Regions from separate parts of the Homo sapiens genome. Here region 2 is linked to region 1. A link is a loop called in an ENCODE intact Hi-C map of the cell type or tissue named here. Cell type or tissue: Calu3. All regions are shown on one strand.

Region 1 (2,500 bases):
AGAGAGATAAACCAGTAGAAGTATAGCCAATTTTTTATAATTATTGAAAACTGGGTGCTGAACACAGAAGTTTCATTTATTATTCTCCCTATTCTTCTGTGTGTTTGAAAAAGCTTATAAAAGCCATAAAAATACCCAAAAGGCATGCAGATTAAAAACGGAAAACATTCATTTAGCGGGATTATGGTCCAAACTACCCTTTGGATATACTAAACCTCATCATTTTTATGAGCAAATCAATTATACATAATCCATTTTAAAATTCTTAAATAAAGAGATTTTACATCCATGAAGAGCAGAAAAACTAAGGCCGGTATTCACTATCATGATGGTCCTCTTTAAAGCTTTTCTTTTTCTTTTTCTTTTCTTTTTTTTTCTTTTATTTTCTTTTTGTTTTTCTTCTTTTCTGAAACAGAGTCTTACTCTGTTGTCCAGGCTGGAGTGCAGTGGTGCGATCTCTGCTCACTGCAACCTCTGCCTCCTGGGTTCCAGCTATTCTCATGCTTCAGCCTCCAGAGTAGCTGGGACTACAGGCGCCCACCACGCCTGGCTAATTTTTGTATTTTTAGTAGAGATGGAGTTATACCATGTTGGCCAGGCTGGTTTCAAACTCCTGGCCTCAAGTAATCCACCCGCCCCGGCCTCCCAAACTTCTGGGATTATAGGCGTGAGCCACCACATATGGCCCTCGTTTTTCTTTTCTTAATGGCTTAAAAATACCTGAAAACCTTGTAGCTTTAAGGGTGACTAAGTAAAGCTCATTTTAATGCTAGCTTTGTCCTTAAGATTCCACATCAATTTTCCGATTCGAAAATAAAGATTTTAAACTTCAAAACATAATTTTGGAAGGAATTAAAAATGAGAAAAAATGCCTACTAAGTAAGCCTTTTGCTATTAGGCAAACACACAGAATAAACTAAACATTGTATGAAGATTTACACTGTGCTAAGGATTTCATGCACTCCTTCCTTTTGTCCTTCATTCATACAATGCATACTTATTAGGAAATTACTGTGGGACAGTACCTTGCTAGTTTTTTATTAGACACACAAATTTTCTACCTTCACAGAGCATACAGTCTACCAGAAAAGACACCACAGAGTCTTGTTCACCTACCCTGACCCACCTCACCCCCACCTTGCCCCAGCAAGGAGATTGTTTTGTGTGTGTGTGTGTGTGTGTGTGTGTGTGTGTGTGTGTGTGTGATTAGCAATTATTACAAATAAGTACACCTTTGAGGTTGTTTTAAACTCTCATTAGCAATAACAGGAAAAACAAAGTGGCTAAGTTGGGCTACTCAAAGTTTGGACTAGATAAACTCTGGATATGCTTGATCATCAAAAGCAGCTCCGTTGGTTACCATTTAGTATGTGGCACCACTTGGTGTAAGACTTGAGAACTGCAACATGAAAATTACAGTTCTAACAGATTTACAAAGATTTTCAATGTGTCCTTACAAGACTGTCAGAAAAGAAAGTAAAACAGCCCGCTCCACAGTGGCTTAGAAGACAGTCATGAAAGAAAGTGAAAACAGCCACAATGGCCACCACAGTTATCTTGAAAATAGTAGGCTTTAATAAATGCTTCTTAAATGAATCCAAATGAAATCCAAAGGCACATTACTGAACTATAGATTTTTAATAGATTCTGTTCTTTAGACTCAGACTGTGGCTGAAGAAATGCATAAATTTAGCCCTTGTAACTATCAGGATAGGCTAGTGATTCTGAAATAACAAACAATCCCCAAAGCTTAACAGTTTAACACAATAATGATTTGTGAAGGGGTGGGTTGCCCCTCCACACCTGTGGGCATTTCTCTTTAGGTGGAACGAGAGACTTGGAAAAGAAACAGACACAGAGACAAAGTATAGAGAAAGAAAAAAGGGGGCCCAGGGAACCGGCGTTCAGCATACGGAGGATCCACGCCCGCCTCTGAGTTCCCTTAGTATTTATTGATCATTATTGGGTGTTTCTCGGAGAGGGGGATGTGGCAGGATCATAGGATAATAGTGAAGAGAAGGTCAGCAGGTAAACATGTGAACGAAGGTCTCTGCATCATAAACAAGGTAAAGAATTAAATTTGTTTTTTGTTTTTATGTGTGGGTTTTTTTTTTCCAAGTCTCGCTCTGTCACCCAGGCTGGAGTGCAGTGGTGTGATCTCGGCTCACTGCAGCCTGTGCCTCCCTGGTTCAAGTGATTCTCCTGCCTCAGCCTCCCAAGTACTTGGGATTACAGGTGTGCGCCACCATGCCCAGCTACTTCTTTGTATTTTTATATTAGGGACAGGTTTTCACCATGTTAGCCAGGATGCTCTCAAACTCTTAGCCTCAAGTGATTCACCCACCTCGGCCTCCCAAAGTGCTGAGATTATAGGCGTGAGCCACCACGCCCAGCCTAAATCTGTTTCTTCATATGCTATGGGTCCTGATGACTCCATTCAGTGGAAGGGAGGGCTAGAGAATTGAGCACTGGACATGAAATGCCTCTACCTCGAAGTGAC
Region 2 (2,500 bases), 880 kb before region 1:
TTTATTGAACACCTGGGGGAGGTGAAAGGTGAAGGTGTGTTACGATAAACATCTGCAATTCATGTGGGATGTTATGGCACCCCTTTATGCAAAACTTTAAATAAATGGTCTGTTCCAGGAACCTGCTTCAAGTTGCTGAGACAAGAATGACAGCCAGGCTGGGCGCGGTGGCTCATGCCTGTAATCCCAGCACTTTGAGAGGCTGAGGCAGGCAGACTATGATGTCAGGAGTTTGAGACCAGTCTGGCCAATATGGCGAAACCCCGTCTCTACTAAAAATACAGAAATTAGCCGGGCATGGTGGCGCACGCTTGTCGTCCCAGCTACTCAGGAGGTTGAGGCAGAAGAATCACTTAAACCCGGGAGGCGGAGGTTGCACTGAGCTGAGATCGCGGCACCGCACTCCAGCCTGGGTGACAGAGTGAGACTCCCCCCCTCCGCCCGCAAAAAAAAAAGAATGACATCCAACAGTTCCTCCTGCCATGCCTACAAAAATCATTACAGCTCAAATAAACATATGGGTCAGCTCATTTAGCAGACATGTATTAATTTCCTACTATGTGCCAGGCTTTAAAGAATGGGCTTATATGTGAGAAAAAAGGGGCAAGGAAATATCATCATGTGCCATGATCCAGTGGACTAGGAATGATGGTACTATCCAGGACAGAACCTTGAAATGGAGAGAGACGTGTGTGCGTGTGTGCGCGTGTGGGCGCGTGTGTGTGTGCGTGTGTGTGTATGGGGTTGGTGAAGAGAGGTTGGATACAACATCAGGAAGCCAGGCTGGGGGATCTGATTAGAAAACTTCTGCAGTCTCCAGTCTTGGACTTACTATCATTGCCTTGCCTCTAGCCACAATTAAAGAAAAGTAATTCATTTCCATCTGCCTGGTTTTAAGTAACTGGAAAGTCTTTCTGCTTTAATTCGTATGCATTTTCCATATTTTTTTCTCTCTGACATTAATTTGCACAGGGCTTAGAAAAAGGTACTTCATTAACTATTAACCATGGTACTTAAGAAGTTGGGGACTTTCAAATCATTAATCATATTAAAAATATATAAATCCACCTCTCTTCACATTTGGCCCACAGAGGTTCACGTTATGAAAAGAGTTTTAGTGATTTATTTGGTCTTGAACCACAAGGTTCTGTTTTTCTTAAATCCCTATAAACAGTCTACATTTTGGACACTGAACAAGTAAATGTATGTTGCATTTTCTCACTGAATCCACAGGGTTATTAAAATGTATACTTATTCCCCAAATAATCCAAGCTCAAGCACTTGAATAAGAATACCTCAAGGCTTTCCTCTTTCATTTGCTTTGTGGACAGCAACTGCAAGGCAGGGATGAGTCAGCACGTGTGTCCAGCTAGCAGGAATAGGCAGTAGCCCTGGTTTATGCTAAGCCATAGGGGAATTTTGCAGTCATTTTGTGCTTCACTGTCCAGGTTTTTCAACATCAGTGGAACCTTTTGTGTTTCACCCACTGTATGGAAAAATCCACGACTGTCCTAAGAAACCTGAGAACAAACACCCATCTGCCTATCCTTCCAACACAGGCTATTAACCACAGTAGCATGTACCCCGTTCTGGGCTGATACTTAACATTTTGGGTTTTCATCCTTACAAATTTACATAAAAATATGTGTGATTATCTCAATTTGACAGAGGAAAAGAAAACACAAGGTCAATCAGCTAGCCAATGGCAAGGGGAATCTAACAGATCTGTCAAAAGCCAAAGTCAGTTTTGTGTTCACTAAGATGTACTATTTCCTTACTCCATATAAAATGTAATAAAAAACAAATGAAAAAAAAGCAGACTTGGAAGGAAAAGGCGATGACTGTGGCAAATGGGCAATATTAGGTTCGAGTGTGGAGCGGGGTGGAGCTCAGAGCAAAGTCAGCCAGCCAGGCCTACTGATTATGTAAATATTAAATGTGTTTATACCAGTGTTCATTAATCTCCATTTGCACCTGACGGGAGGTAATTCTCCATGGCATTTCTGTGAGTCTTGTGACAGCTTTTGTTTAGAATGATCTTTATAGCAAACAGCCTTGGAAAGTAGATATTGTGTCTAGTGTACCTCTCTAGGATAGAGAGAGGGAAGATTTGTTTCCTGACCAGGACAATATAGATAACTTCTTCCCCAAGGGACAAAGATTTGGCATGTTTTCTAGCATCCCTCTTGAGTGGCTTCCTAAGTTCAGTGTTCCCCAGCTGTGACACAACTCACAGTGTGTACAGTATCCACCAGGACCTGGCTTCGCATGGGCCCCAGGGAAACTGGAGGGTAAGGGGAGCTGAAGCCAACAAGAAGCTCATGCTGCCTATTGTCCCAGGAGCAATCAACTGAGTAAAGCGATGTGTGTTCATTGTCTCCTTACCAGTCAAACCTATAGAATTCTGCAGAGCTGACCTAAAACCTTCCTGATGCTGCTTAGGGACTGCTTGACAGCATAATCAGCTCCTGCATCCCCATCCCTTCTCCACACTTCTTTG

The links. Hi-C counts contacts between places; a loop is a spot of excess contacts. Peaks named below come from ENCODE experiments on the same cell type or tissue, not always from the same donor. Only the 100,000 strongest peaks of a DNase experiment are listed, where the experiment ranks them.
Region 2: it touches region 1 in a loop (5-fold over the local background); 21 of 110 quality-filtered maps call a loop at or near these places.

The regions. Positions count from the first base shown.
Region 1 is chr3:179,314,799-179,317,298 of GRCh38, forward strand. No RefSeq gene overlaps it. Among named protein-coding and RNA genes, the nearest start is that of ZNF639, 7.0 kb to the right of the region's middle. In Calu3, a CTCF peak has its summit at 1,379; a DNase peak (open chromatin) is centred at 1,383.
Region 2 is chr3:178,438,354-178,440,853 of GRCh38, forward strand. All of the region lies in intron 1 of LINC01014 (long intergenic non-protein coding RNA 1014), which reads left to right. Among named protein-coding and RNA genes, the nearest start is that of LINC01014, 20 kb to the left of the region's middle. In Calu3, no CTCF peak of the experiment used is centred here; a DNase peak (open chromatin) is centred at 1,368.